Regions from separate parts of the Mus musculus genome. Here region 2 is linked to region 1. A link is a loop called in an ENCODE intact Hi-C map of the cell type or tissue named here. Cell type or tissue: heart. All regions are shown on one strand. Region 1 overlaps Pde7b (phosphodiesterase 7B). Region 2 has its middle 110 kb from the start of Pde7b.

Evidence for each region. A loop is a pair of places that touch in the nucleus more often than their neighbours do. Peaks named below come from ENCODE experiments on the same cell type or tissue, not always from the same donor. Only the 100,000 strongest peaks of a DNase experiment are listed, where the experiment ranks them.
Region 2: a loop joins it to region 1, with 2.4 times the contacts of the local background. A loop is called at or near these places in 3 of 42 quality-filtered maps.

Annotation. Positions count from the first base shown.
Region 1 is chr10:20,401,970-20,409,969 of GRCm38, reverse strand. It overlaps Pde7b (phosphodiesterase 7B), which reads left to right. Exons shown (of 12, transcript NM_001347366.1): 11 at 2,762-2,842. Among named protein-coding and RNA genes, the nearest start is that of Mtfr2, 58 kb to the right of the region's middle. In heart, CTCF peaks have their summits at 1,367 and 4,357 (motif pointing left); DNase peaks (open chromatin) are centred at 599 and 1,439; H3K27ac peaks cover 1,178 bases.
Region 2 is chr10:20,652,678-20,660,677 of GRCm38, reverse strand. It overlaps a transcript of Pde7b not described here. Among named protein-coding and RNA genes, the nearest start is that of Pde7b, 110 kb to the right of the region's middle. In heart, a CTCF peak has its summit at 3,168; a DNase peak (open chromatin) is centred at 1,187; H3K27ac peaks cover 749 bases.

The DNA of each region.
Region 1 (8,000 bases):
GTGTCCTGTGACTGTAACAGTATGGCAGACAAGTTTGATTTTTGCCCTGACCTTCATTTGAATGAGCTGAGCACAGCCTGAAGGCTAAGCATTGTTTTTAAGTCAATGTCTTCCATTCTGAGAGAATAATTCAGAGCCTTTTGTATGCCTTTTTCTCTGGTTCTTAAAACTTCCAATGATACAGGTCAAAGTTAGCCAAGAACTAACAAGAGTTTACAAGAGTTAGACCATTTGAATTCAGTTTCAACAATAACACATGTGGGTTTTACTGTGGAATGCTGAATGGCCCTAAGGTAGACCATAATTTTTTTTCAAAGGTTACCTTCCTTCATAAGGAAGGCAATAAATCGGCAAGCAGAATCTTGATGCTGGGTGGGAAGTAGGCCTTTACACACAGGCTTGATTCTTCAGGCTGGGTTTCAACATTCACAATGTTTGCTCGGGCACCAGCAGGGCCCTCGTGCTAGTGACAGCATCAGGTTTAAGAGTCTGGGAACAAATAAAGCTCGAAGTGTCCCACATACCAGCTCTGTGAGGAGGTCAGACAGCAACAGTGAGCCTTTTGGAAAAATGTCCACTGAAAGATGTGTCAGTGACATCTCGGTGGTTCCAATGACAGACGACAGAGTAGGGCTGGGTTCACACAAGGCCAGAGACTCTGCTCACTGTCACAGTCTGGGAGTAAAAGCGCTCACGTGACGTCTGTGCCTCTGGAATTTCATGTGCAGTCAACATGAGTCATGAGAAGTTAGAATCGCAGTTCTCGTTGGCCAAGACATAAAGTCTCCACTGAGAACAAAAGTAAGCATGGTGAAGTTGGCGCAGAGAGGGTTTAAAGTTAGGCTGAGTGCTTGCTTCCCGGTGTGATACATAAACTATTGAAATAGCAGCAGGAGAGAAGGCTAGGACTACAGTATTGAAGATCAAGATTCTCCTCTGGCCCACTTGCCTCTGATCCCATCATGGGCTATGATTGCTGTCCATTGTGGTTTAAAGCTTTGATCTGCCCATCGGACACTTAATTCAGACTCTAGGCGACTTGGGGACAGTGGTTGCACCACTTGGGCAGACACAGAGTTCAGGAATCAAAGTTACTAACTACAAGGAATCGATGGCATCGGGCAATCAGGTTACTATGTTTCTTTGCAAAAACCTGCCCTAATGAGATGCAGCACAGTTACGTAGAAAGACCGGGAATGTTTGCCACCACGGTCACTAGGGAAGAGCTTTCACCTACACTGCAGATCTCCCAGCAGACCAAGGAACCAAGGAACTGACTTGTTCCCTTTCAGTTAAGGGCCCTGCAGTCCAGACATCCCGTCTGCTTTGAGAAGAACAGACTCTGCTCATCGGAACTATCTTTTTCCCCTAGTGGATGTCTTTTAACTCTATAGGAATGACTCCTGTCATCTTGATGAGCCCCATCTGGCTTTTGCTTGTGGATCTGGACTCAAATGCCAGCTCATCTCCCCAGCAGCCAGGCTTCTTTCAACAGTTCTTAGTTGTCGCTGCTGCTGCTGCTGCTGCTGCTGCTGCTGTGAGACAAGGCCTTGATATTTAGGAGAGGCTGGTCTCAAACTTACACTCCTGCCTCAGATCCTAGGATGTGAGGGCCACTATGCCCAGTTAGGACAAACATGACAGATATCATGCATCACATTAAACAAACAAAAAATATCCTTTAAGTTGAGGTTTCAGGTACAGGGTTGGGTGGAGAAAAATGGCAGCTTATGAATTAGGAAAACTGTGAGGTCAGGTATTCCTCCCCTCCAGTCCTCAACGCTTTAAAAAGGTTCTTTGTAAATATGGGTTGATATGTCCACAAGTAACCTAGTTTTCCAGAAGTTTTTATTAAACATCCACTCTATCTTTGTCTAATCCTCAGTAAAATGTATTTTTATATGAATAACTCTGCATGGTATGTTACAGTTGCCATCAAGAAATATGGCTGGTACCATTGTAAGACCCCAAATGCTAATCTGCAACATTCCCAGAGGAGAGACTGTTGAGTTTTCCTCTCTGTACTTTCTACATTGGTTAGTAGAATTCTTGAAGACAAGTGTTTCATACTTGTCTGGTGAGTAAGAGAAAGAATAAAGAACACCTCACAGAAAGACAGGTAATGGGACAGGCCTGTAATGGAGGGCTCATTGCTCTCCAAACTATGGTATCTCTGAGGCTCATGTGGCTTAGCTAAATTTTAATTAATTATAATGTAAAAAGAAATTAAAATTTTAGTTCCTAGTGTGTTGGACATGCTTCAGAGAGTCCCCAGAATAGAGTGTGTAGAAAACTTTTCTATCACTGAAAATGGCAATGGTACCTGCCACCAAGACTGACAACCCATGCTCAATCCCCAGATTTGACATGTTAAAAATAGTCTCCTCCTACTGATTGTCCCCTACCTACACACACACACACACACACACACACACACACACACACACACAAGAGAGAGAGAGAGAGAGAGAGAAAGAGAGAGAGAGAGAGAGAGAGAGAATAAATAGATGCAATTTTTAAAAGTTTGTCCCACTGTCAAGCATACCTACTCAAAGGAGCCACTGTTAGGGATTGTTGATGCCCTGTGGGTTTGTCTTTAGGCAGCTCTGTAAGCCAGTGGTCCTAAGGGGTTCATGAATATTCCAAGGGAAGCAACAGTAACCCCCAGAACGATTTCCTCCAACTGGATCATTAAAGTTTTTGATACACATTCTATGAACTCTTAAATTGCTATGTGTTTCTTGTTCTTCTTTCTTCTTAGGTGACCTTGAACAGAAGTTTGAACTGGAAATCAGTCCTCTTTGTAATCAACAGAAAGATTCAATCCCTAGCATACAAATTGGTGAGTTGAAATCTGGGTTTTGTTTTGTTTTGTTTTTTTAATAATCAGCTGAGCATCCTCTACAAAGAGTCTCAAAATAATAATAATAACGATAACAACAACACACAGCCTTCCAGAGATCTAAATGGCTGGGGCCAAACAAACACTTTAATCATGACCAACCTTTTAGAAAATTTTCATTTGAAAAATCAAAACAATTAAGGAATGGAGTTTGTTATAGATCTTTAACTAACTTAACACTAAGTTCCAGTGTCAACATTGTGATTTTAGAATAGAGTGAAAATCAAGAAAGATTTGGTAGTGCACCCTATAATCCAAGTACTTGGGGTGATGAGCTGCTAAGATCGTATATCCAAAGCCAGCATACACTTATGTAGCAAACTCAAAGCCAGATCGAGCTGCCTAATAAGATCCAGTATTGAAAGCCAAGAACTCAGAAGGTGGCTTAGAAGTACAGCACTTGCCTGCAGTATGCAAGGCCCTATATCCATCCCTAGAGCTACAAAAAGAACAGAATCCATGTGCTGGAGCCATGACTTGGTCAGTAAGTGTTTGCCAGGAAAACTCCAGGTTCAGGGAGAGACCTTGTCTTGAAGTACAAGGAGGACTGGGTGAGGAGATGGCTGCCAGTAACGTGCCTGCCTCACAACACACAAACATGAAGATCTTTGTGTCTAAGAAGTCAGGCCCAGAAGCCAGCACTGGGGAGTTCCAGAGGCAGCAGAATCCCTGACAGACATTCCCTGACCTGCTGTCCTAGCTGAATTAGTGACAAACCCTGTCTGTCAAAATGGTGACTGGGTAAATGGCTCAGTAGTGAAGAGCATGTAACTGCTCCTGCAGAGGACCAGAGTTTGGTTGTTAACACCCATGGCCTGTGTCTCACAACTGCCTCTGTGGGCACACACACCCACATGCCCATACCCACACACAGGTACACATACATATATAAAAATTAAAAGGAACTATTTTTTAAAAAAATAATTTTTAAAATAGGTAGAGTGTAATCTTGGGAAATCATCCAGTGTATCTCTGGCTTCCACACACACATGTGCACTCACACAGCCATACATGCACATGTATGCACATACAAACAACATACATGTACATATGCATGCACATACATATTCACACATGCATACACACACCAAACAGTAAACAATAGTGGTAAAGAGAGACTCAACTGAGAAAGACACCCATTATTGGCTTCTGGCTTCCCACTGCATGCACACATATGTGCATACCCACATACACATATTCAACCGCATGCACACACAGAAACATACCACACATACAAAAAAATAAACTCTAAGTCAAACTGAATTAGACATTCACAGCCTCTTCAGAGCTCAGAGGGTGGAAATCCAAATGAATCAGGCTTTAAGACCCTTCCCATGTGAGCTAAGTGCTTTAGCATCCTTCAGGGTGTGTCCTTAACCTTTATTCACAACAGTTAAATCCATGGCCTAGTCCCTAGGCCTGAAATCCTAGAGCCCTGCTGTCCCCTTGTGGCCAGATGACAGTGTTTCTCCACTCTCTACTTCAAACCACATTTCTGTCCTGAGCTCATGAAACCACACTCCCTTTCAAGTGTCAACCATGGCAAGCAGCCCAAGTGCGGTCTCATTGCATCCACAATAATTTTTGCTTTATCTAATCACATTACACATAAGGTCTTCATGCAAATCAAGTGGGCAAACTTTTACTTGCTTCACTTTAGTGAAGGAAATATTTTTGCTCTCCATCTTAAGACATGAATTCCGTCTACATATAAAGCTAGCCTTTCTTCTCCTGCAAGCACTTCTGTTAAAACCAAGCACAGCTAGGCCTCTTTTCCTCGATGAACTCCATCCTTGACATCTAGTCATTCGTGACTTTGCACAGACCCACCGCAGGCCATTTCATTCATAGGGTGGCAGGTCTCAAAGCTATTAAGCCTTGGCATTGGGAAGGAAAGGGGCATCTGCGAAGATGAGCTGAAAGTGAAGAGAGAGAGAGAGAGAGAGAGAGAGAGAGAGAGAGAGAGAGAGAGAGAGAGAGAGAGAGAGGGAGAGAGAGAGAGAGAGAGAGAGAGAGAGCATGTTAGAACCATTCTGCTGACAGCCATGGAGGGAGGCATCTAATCCACAGTCCCACAGAGAAAGCCTTAAGGTCAGGAACTAGCAACCATTCAGCCGCAGCTACAACCATCTTAATGGACTGCACACACACCAGATAGGTATGTTGGATTGGGTAGGTTAAAAATAATCCATATTTTTCCAAATCCCCTTCAATATTCTTATGCTGTGTTCATAATTAAACTGATTCACTCCCCAAATCCTTATGGGGTGAATTGGGAGGAGTGTTTAAAAAAATAGAACCCTTGGTGGGCATAATGGCACAGGCTTTTAATCCTAGCACTAGGAAGGGAGAGATAGGCAGATATCTGTAAGTTCAGTGCCAACCTGGTATACAAAGTAACTTCCAGGACAGGCAGAGTTACTAGTGAGACCATAACTGTCTTAGTTAGGGTTTTACTGCTGTGAACAGATACCATGACCAAGGCAAGTCTTAAAAAGGACAACATTTAATTAGGGCTGGCTTATAGGTTCAGAGGTTCAGTCTATTATCAAGGCAGGAGTATGGCAGCAACCGGGCAGGCATGGTACAGGCAGAGCTGAGAGTTCTACATCTTCATCTGGAGGCTGCTAGTGGAAGGCTGACTTCTAGGCAGCTAGGATGAGAGTCACAACCACAGTGACACACCTACTCCAACAAGGCCACACCTCCTAATGGTGCCACTCCCTGGTCCAAGCATATACAAACCATCACACTACTGAAGGAAGGAAGGAAGCAAGGAAGAAGGAAGGAAGGAAGGAAGGAAGGAAGGAAGGAAGGAAGGAAGGAAGGAAGGAAGGGAAAGAACAGAAACCAAGGCCCAGCACACGTCAGAGTCACTGGGGGGGGGGGAGATATAACAGCAGACATGCTACCTCAGCATCCATGGCTTCATGCTTCAGTTATGAAGTTTTATAGTGGGGTTCCTAATTCTGAGACTCCCTTTGTTAAACTCTAGATAGAAAGAATCTTGCCATGTTGCTGCTTACAACACTTTGAATCACGTTTCCAAAAAAAAAAAAAAAAAAACTTTACCCTATTAACCACCCAGCCTAGACAGGCACAGGGCTGATTTCAGAGTTCAGTCTTGTTGTCATGAGAACACATTTTGCCTCATTGTATGTCCTGGTTTTCAGCTTAGTGATATATGGTAGAAAGGGAACTTCCATGGCTACTACATCAGAATAACAGCAACAAGAAAGAGAAGATGATTATGAAACAACTCTTGGTCCCCCATTACACAGCTGCCAGCTCTTACAGGTTCAGATTGGCATGTGTAACAAGGTATATTAGACTAAATTAGAAAACCCTGAACAGGTAAGTCTAATGACCTACAAGCTCTAGCCACACACACACACACACACACACATTTCTCCACTGGGTCCTATACAATGTCGCTATTTTCATTTTCTCTCTTCTGAATCCCCTGACTAAATCATCTCCTCTCACCTTGTTGTCCTCTGTGTCTATTGTATTGACTGATGGAGAAGCCTGTTAGAACCTTTTCTTTTTCTTTAGTTTTGATAATTCTGTACATGTATGTAATGAAATATGATCATTTCTATTCCCTATTCCCCCTTCAACTCTCTCCATAGCTTCCCAACACACACACACACACACAACTTCATGTCTTTTATTACTTTATGACCCAAGTCCAATTAGTACTGCCTCTTGTGATATGGAGCCATTCAGTGAAGCATATGATATCCTTAATAAAAAAATTATTATCCCTGTCCCAGCAACTATCCACTGCTAAAGGCAACTCAATATGAATAGGGCCTAATACCCCATCTCTGTAGGAATTTTAGCTGGCTTGACTTAGCTGTACAGGTCGTGTCCATGGCTGCTCTGAGTTCATGACCAGAAGACAGCGTCCCTCAGTGCTCCTGCCCATCCTTCGACTCTTTCCTTATCTTCATCTTCTATCCCACAATGCTCCCTGGGTTTTGGGGATGGGGGAGTGGCTAATACAGATGTCCTGTTCAATGCTGAGTACTTTGGTCTCCTGCTCTTAGCACTTTGACTCATTGTGCCTTTCTCAGTCACTGTCCACTGCAGAAGGAGGCTTCTCTGACGAAGGTCGAGAGCAGCCCAGATCCGTGGGTATAAACACTAATAGAAGACGATTAGACAGCATGAGCACTGGGTGGAATAATAAGTTCTACCCTCGAGCCTGTGATCTCTGTAGCCATAAACTTCTGATTAGGATTGCAATACCAGACAGAAAATTCTTTCCTGTGGAGCAGCCTCAAATCTGATCAGAAAGCAACCGGTTAGCTTGGAACATTCACGCACTGGTGAGCCGGTAGGTGCGTCTTGCCTGGCAGGTCATTATTGCAGCATGTAGGGTCCAGCACTGGGTAAAGACATACTTTCCTTCCTGTAAAGCAGCCTGCATGATACCTTCTGGCAATGAAAACTAGTCACCAAGGAGGAGGCTTCCCAGTCAGTTTGATTTACTTCTCTGTATCTTACATTGGAATTGTGTGGTATCTTCAGCAACAAGGTCTCACAATGTAGTTGTGATGGGTAACCGTGGGCAACAGCAATAGTTCGCATTGTTTTGAGACCTCTGGGGCTTCCCAAACCAAGAATTCATAGAACAGAATTCCAGGCCTTGTACCACAATTTTCTTTCTCTCTTTCTTTCTTTCTTTCTTTCTTTTTTTAGGATTTATTTATTGTTATAATGTGAGTACACTGTCGCTGTCTTCAGACACACCAGAAGAGGGCATCAGATCCCATTACAGATGGTTATGAGCCACCATGTGGTGCTGGGAATTGAACTCAGGACCTTTGGAAGAGTTGTCAGTGCTCTTACCCACTAAGCCATCTCTCCAGACTTTTTCATGCACTAGTTCTGAGCAAGTCATTCAGTATTTCCTTGCTTCATCTCCCGACGAGATGGCTCAGTGGTTAAAGCCTGCATTGCTCTGCCTCTCTGCTTCTTATCCCAGTCCATAATGAGGTATTCCTGAGTGTAAGTCTTACTTAGGTAGGTTTGATTTTCTGCGGAAGTAAATCACATTTGCTCAAAAGGAAGTTGCTCCCGCACCTCCTTC
Region 2 (8,000 bases), 250 kb before region 1:
TTTGTGAATGAGAACTCATAATTATAGAACGAGGGGCAAATGGGCACACTCAGTGAGTGGAGGGCAAATGGGCACACTCAGTGAGTGGAGGGCAAATGGGCACACTCAGTGAGTGGAGTGCCTGCTTCAGAGACATGGGAACAGAGTTCTGATCCCAGGTTTGGGTGAAGCCAGGAGGAGCCCAGGCTCACTGGCAACTGCTCCAGCTGAAGACAGTGAGAGACATCCCCTCCACACACACACACCTCAAAACAGCAATGTTAAGAATAAGAAAAGACATCTCATCTTAATCTCTGGCCTCCACATCCACCATATAATATATGCTAATGTAATATATTATCATATAATATATAGGTGAGCAAACCAGTGCTTGCTTGCTTACTCTTCTTCTCTCTCTCCCTTCTCTCGCTCCTTCTGTCTTCCCACCTCTCTCTCCACTCCCTCTCTTCTCTCATTCCCTCTCTCCTCCTCCTCCCCCACACACTATAATAGTTATCAACTACTAGAAATTGTATCTTTCCTACTAGAACACAAAACTCATCCACTGTAAGAGTTTAAACATTTGATCACATTTATTTTCTTGCAATCTTTGCTTTTTCTTCCATCTACATACATGTACCTCTCTTTCTTTCTTGTTTTTTTAGACAAGCCTTTTGAATCCCAGGGTTTCTCTGACTCATCCTCGATTCTTTAGCACTTAGTCTTCTTCTGAGTTCATCTCCTTGATCCCAGTTTTCAGCTCCAAAGCTCACGTGACCACCTCCATACATGTGGACAATTTGCTTTCCAAATCCTGAGCAGCTTCACCTCCTGAAAGGCCAGGCCAGCTCTTTCTTGTCGTCTCTGTCGTGGGTTTTTCAGATGTTTCTCACCCCCATGCCCTCAGCAAGGCCTCACTAGTCTAAGGGTGTTTCAGAAGAAAGTTACCTTAATGTCAGCAATCAGAGTTAACTTATCAACCAAAAGAAAAATAACCACAACATACAAAGTTCTGGGCTCTTTTTAAATACCAATTTAGCCCAAGTCTGTGATTTGGGTAACTTTCCACTTCTTTTAAGAGCTAAACACAACCTAGTAAAGAGAGGTCTTTGAAGTGTGAGTTGGTTGACCATTTCTGGCATGGAGCATCCAACCCAGCTGAACACATCTTGGAACCCGCTCCAGCTCCATCAGCAAGTGCTGGGAGATGACGTCACTGTGGGATTTCAACCGAACTTTATGTTCTGGTAAACAGTGCAGTGCTGCAGTTACCACTGGTGAATTCTATTGCCCCTGGGAAGCACCAGGGAAGCTCCTTATTGATGCGCAGGCCTCATTTGAAGGATAGAATGGTGTGAGGCTGAGAGAGCCGAGCTGAGTGGCAGGTGCTGAGGAAGAAGATGAAAGTCGCTGTGTGTGGAGAGCCACGTTCTGGGTTAGTTCTGCTCCCCTGTGAGCAGGATGCTGGGCAACAAATGGGGTTCTTTGGGAAATAAGTTATTTGGGAAATAGTCTCCCATTTCAATGCTCCTGTGCAAATAATCCCATATTAGAGATAACATAGGTTAGTTTGACTTAAATCCCTTTCCTTGGATCAATAACGCATTGAGGAGGCTGTAGCTATCATCTCCAAGGCAACAGCCACTCCCAGTGAAACGATAGTAAGGAAAGAATCCAGCAGATAGTTATGCAAGCTTTACCCTAAATAAAAAACCAAGAGAACATTGCTTGTCACCAAACTAGAAATAGAAATGCTAGAGTTCTTATAGAAATAAATGCACGAAAAATCCCCCTGCTTATCAAGCTGTCTCCACGGTATGTTTCCTCAAATTAGAATGTTCATAGCCAAATGCATCCCACCATCTGGGCAACCTAAGATGCTTCCCGCCCCCCTTCATTCCCTCTCCCATGTGTGTGTGTGTGTGTGTGTATGTGTGTGTGTGTGTGTGTGTGTATGTATGTCTGTCTGTGTCTGTCCGCGCCCGTGTGCATGTATTTAGCACTTCAGGGATCACTACGAAGTTGTTTATAAAACAGTTTTTTGTTTTGGTTTGTTTTGTTTTGTTTTAAGAAACAAAACCAATTTGGTGATGAATATAAATAAATAAAAATTATCTCACAATACCATTCAAATTCTTCAAAGAAAGCTAAACCAGGTTTCAAAATAAAAAGTTACACTGGTGGGTGGGGTAACTTGTGAGTGTATCACAATTCAGAGGAACAGTGCCAGATCCCAACAGCCTGCTCCTTTAGTCTCTTCCCAACTTGTATATCTTCCTGCAAAAACAACAACAACAACGAACCCCACGACTTTTTAAATTGTGAATTTTATTTGCTGAGTGAGACAGAGTGCCACACACCTGAAGTGATCTCAGAACTCAGACCCAGGGTGGTTTCTCTTCCTCGGCGGCTCCTCCTTTCTTTGTAAGGTAACTCTTGCAAGCCGTCCTTCCTGACTCACACTCACTCTGACTCCAGTCGCCTTGTCCTCTCAGACTGCCTGCTTCTCTCACAAGTCTAGTGTCTCATAGAAGGCTTGGGGTAATGCAAGAGCTTGTTCCTTTACTGAAGTCCCTGAGGGGCGCATGTATCCCGAGGGACAGAGGGACAGAGGGACAGAGGGACAGAGGGACAGAGGGACAGAGGATGATTTGAGATGCAAGGTTCAGAATTGAAACTGCAGCTTCCTTGGCCCTTACAAAGCCAGGTCACAGCTGCCTGGCTTCCTAATTTGGTTTGGCGTCCTGCGAATTCCCAAGCAGACGAATCATCCTCCGATTCATGTGTAAGGACAGAAACGCTTCTGAAAAGCAGCCAGGTTGACTCCATGTGAGACTTTTAACGCCCTTGTCACCCACGAGCACTGATAGATGATTGCCACCTGGAGGAGGAGTATATGGGAGCTCTCTGCCTCTGTCTCTCTTTCCCTTCCCAGCCCTGCATTCAGGTATGTGTGCACCTATGTCGGGCCTACATCAGACCACGGCTCTATGTTTTTCTTCTTATCTGGTAAACTCACAGGAAAATCATAAATACTTTACTTTATAAAATTTGATGAGGCAGAAAAAAACCCTTCCCTGTTGGTCATCAAATTACGACACGGCATGATTTTACAGTTTGTTCCATCTTAGGATTCGGCTGTGTTCTATCTCCCTGTGATTTCCCAGAGCCAACCACTTGAGGATTTTTGGCTGTTTGCCACTAGCCAGGCACAGATGCTTTTAATAAAGGGGGTTGGGGGGGGGTTAGCCACCTTCTGGAAACATCCCTGCTTTACAACATTCAAGAAATATCAATCCTCTTTTATTCACAAGAAGAAAAAAATTTAATAGCAAACATTGTGTATGTATCTGCTTTGTACCCCTCTCTGTGCTACATAAAATAGAATATTTCTCATGTTAGAAAGTCTACCACGAGTCTAATTCTACAGTTAGTCCAGGGGGTCCCAAGAACATGTGTGCCCCACACCAAGAAGCCATATTGATGTGTAGTAATTTATAAAAATCAAATTAAAGAATAAAAATTAACAATGAGTTGTCTGGAGATCTTTGTATAAAGGTCACGTTATGGGTAATTTGAAAGTATATTAAATAAATATTTGGTAACTTTACTATGTATGAAATAATATGTGATTTTAATATGTGATTAGGAAGGTACCCCCATAACTAGGGGGGAAGTGGATCATGAATATATGGTATAGAAAATTGATTAGAGTAATTACAAGTTATTCTGACCTTAGGGTAAGAAAGTATATTAAAAGCAATTTTATACTAAGAACCATAGAAAATAGAAAGAAATGTTCTGGTTGCCAATTAAAAGATGAATTTGTAAGCATAAAAGTCATGAATGAAATAACAAATGTCAGAATCAACAACATAAGACTATACATGGTTCATAGAAATATTGTAAAATTATAATGTAAATGGAACTCAATAAAATATTAGCAAAATAGGACAATAAATTAATATCCATAGTAATCAAAGCTATTCATTTATTTATTTATTGTTTTTTCACATTTTAATACATTTTATTAGATATTTTCTTCATTTACATTTCAAATGTTATCTCCAAAGTCCCCTATACCCTCCCCCTGCCCTGCTCCCCAACTCACCCACTCCCGCTTCCCAGCCCTGGCATTTCCCTGTACTGGGGCATATGACCTTCACAAGACCAAGGGGCCTTTCCTCCCATTGATGGCCAACTAGGCCATCCTCTGCTACATATGCAACTAGAGACATAGCTCTGGGGGGTACTGGTTAGTTCATATTGTTGTTCCTCCTATAGGGTTGCCAACACCTTTAGTTCCTTCGTTACTTTCTCTAGCTCCTTCTTTAGGGGCCCTGTGTTCCATCCAATAGGTAACTGAGTATCCACTTCTGTATTTGCCAGGCACTAACATAGCCTCACCACAGAGAGCTATATCAGGAACCTGTCAGCAAAATCTTGCTGGCATATGTAATAGTGTCTGGGTTTGGTGGTTATATATGGGATGGATCCCCAGATGGGGCAGTCTCTGAATGGTCCTTTCTTCTGTCTCAGCTCTGAACTTTGTCTCTGTCACTCCTTCCATGGGTATTTAGTGCCTCATTCTAAGAAAGAGCAAAGTATCCACATTTTGGTCTTCCTTCTTGAGTTTCATGTGTTTTGTAAATTGTATCTTGGGTAGTCTAAGTTTCTGGGCTACTATCCACTTATCAGTATCAGAGATATTTATAATTCATCTAACTTTACTAACCCCACAACAGACACATAACAATGTGCTGGTCAAAGTGCACAGGAAGTAACAGACAAAAGCATCTATCAAATTACATCAGTAAGTTAAGAAAGCTAGTAAAAATAAGTGTTCTTATTTACCAAGTCCACAAATGTTTTCAATTAAATGACAATTAGCAATACAAAGGTATCCAAGCAATCTCATTCAACTGTGGTCAAAACTGGGGCACATTTTCTGAACGTGTGTTTGACAGCAAGCTTTAAGAAAGAAGTTGAGGTACTTTCTTTGCATCCAATGACAGCAGGCTTTAAGAAGAGTTAGCTACTATCTTTGCATCCAATTACTCCAGCTCAGGAAAGCGTAGCAAGCTTTGCAAAAAACTATGTTAAAAAAATATATATTCACTTCAACAGTCACGTATGCTTAGCACATGAATTAACCTTGAGTCTCTGACTTCCTCACCCTCCACTGCATCTCTGATGAAGGCTGAGTGGCCTTTGCCTGCCTGCCCAGCCATGCACGTTAGACCAGCTTTATGATACAAGGCATGAACTCCCCCCTGTGGAATGAGCTTCCAAAAAAGAGAGAAGATGATTATCCCCATAACAGTCACATCACTGGGACATTTACACCACCCTTCTAAAACCCAGAAATCATGGAAAAGAAGAGAAGGAAATGATGTGACAGGTAGCTGATAGAGACAAGGACTCCAAGGTGCCGGTCTTCTGGTCATGACACAGCCATTACAGTCAATAGTCTGCCATCGATGAGAGAAGGGTTTATCGGGTTCTACCCCTGCCTGCGTAACTTTTGGCTAGTGCTGAATGCTAGAAGAGGAATCGTGATCTGCAGTGGTGTTTCCCCTGAGTACTTACAACACCATGGTCACATGGGCAATGCTCACTAAACTCCATGGGCCAGAAAACAAGAAATGAATGTAAATAGAATTTTTGAATATAATTTGGTGACAAGAGTGAAGTCTCTTGATATATCAGTAAATGCAAAGCCACGGACATACCAGAATAAATCATCTCTAAAGGTACATGTTCACTCAACAAATTAAGCTTTGGCTGTGTCACTGGCATTGTTTCAGCACATTATCTGCACACAATCCCATTTAATACCATAAAACACCTGTGATATGGATGCTATTTCTAGCCTCATCTGACGTAGAGGAAAGCAAAGCTGGAGAACTGGCTAAACAAGTATCTCATAATGTCTAGTCACTGTTGAACAAAACTCGATTCCCAGTCATACACAATTTATGGTCTAACGCAGACAGAGGCTAACTAAACACCTCTCAAATGCAAACTTTTAACAGAAATAATAGCCAATCAGGCAGTGCTCCACTGCGGAGCGGTTGAAGGAATGCTCATTCCAGGGGGCTTTAGTTGAGGTCACACTTTAAGGAGGGTAGGTGTCAATGGAAGAGAGAGAATTCCAGATGGAAAGTCTCAGGAGGGGAGGCTCCTGAGTTCTGCGGAAACTAAGCAGCAGGTGATGGAACTCAGAAAGACATTGCAAAGATTCGGGCACACAGGTGAGCTCACTCTCACTGCCCTGCGCAGGGCACAAAGATACGTGGCTGAGACCTGAAGGACTCAGCTGCACAGGTGGGGCCCCTCGTCCCAAGTCACACCGTCCACCAGATAGAAAAGCAGAATCAGGCATTTGGCAAGCAGAGCTCTACAGCAGTCCCCCCCCCCCCCACTGTCTCAAACAGCAGATGTCAGGCTTCTTAGGAAACAGTATCTTGAGTAGAACTTCCAACAAGTAAAATAGATGCAAGTCCTGGAGGAATCCAACATCAAAGTAGAATGTAATAAGTATTACATTTCCTAATTGCCAACAATTCAGCTCAGAGTGACAGTGGGCTCTTCAGTGACAAGAAAGGTGCATGTGAGGTACTCAGCTTCGTTTCAAGCCCCTCACGTTATGCAGTAAGGAAATATCTGTCTTCCTCCGTAACTTTTGGACTTGGTGGATGGCGGTGTTGAAGAGGGCACTAACACCATCTCACAGTGGAACACTGTAGTTGTTTGGTTTACTAAAAACAACAGCACCATGAAAACCAGGGAAGCCAGTTTTTAAAGTTGTTTCCCAAGAGGAAATTCAACAAATGAGTTTTACCACTACAATGCCACAAAACTACCCAAGGAATTTCTGTATTTTAAAAAGTAGCAGTTCTAGAAGTGACAGCTCACATGCTTTTAAAATTATTGAAAATGAGAAAACAGTAACAAAACCAACCCTCTGCAATTGTAAAGATAATAACTTAATAATATTCTCCATTACAATAACCAGAAAGCATGCCCTAAAAAATCTTTTGGGGGCTGGAGAGATGCTACAGTTGGCAAAGTGCTTCCCACTTAAGCTTAAAGACCCTAGTTTGGATCTCCAGCACCCATGTAAAAATCAGGAACTATGGCACATGCTTATGGTTCTGTCACTGGGGAAGTGGAAACAGACGGGTCAGTGGGCTCTCTGGACAGCCAGTCTTGTGACATCAATAGCTGCAGATTCACTGAGAAACTCTGGATGTGAGGATAAGTTGGAGACCAATATAGGAAGTGCCCAGCATTGGTTTCTGGCTCTCACACACCTATGTGCACACACACACGCACACACACACGCACATACACACATACATACTCACACACACACACACACACACACACACACTTCCCAGCAGCTCACCTTTTTTACTTTACCTGTGCAGCTTCTCAGAAGTAACATTTATTAAATGCAAGGATCTGGCCTTACTGTTTTCTCCCATGACAGTCACGTTGCACTACGTATGTAATTCTATTAATTTAGCAAGTTTTCATTCTGACCATTTCTTAGTGTATTAAAAGTTGCAGAAGAAAAATACATTTATCCCATCCCCCTTACCTTGCTTCTATGAGGGTGCTCCCCCACCCACACACCTACTCCCTCACTGCCCTAGCATTCCCCTACTCTGGGGCATCAAGCCTTCATAGTACCAAGGGCATCCCCTCCTATTGATGTCAGATAAGGCCCCTTTCAGCTCCTTCAGTCCTTCCTGTAACTCCTCCATTGGGGTCACTGTGCTTAGTTCAATGGTTGGCTGCAAGTAACTGCATCTGTATTGGTCAGGATCTGGCAGAGCCCCTCAGGAGACAGCTGTATCAGGCTCCTGTCAGCAAGCACTTCTTGGCATCAGCAATAGTGTCTGGGTTTGGTGTCTGTATGTGGGATGTATCCCCAGGTGGGACAGTCTCTGGATGGCCTTTCCTTCAGTCTCAGTTCCACTTTTTATCCCTGTATTTCCTTTAGACGGGAGAAA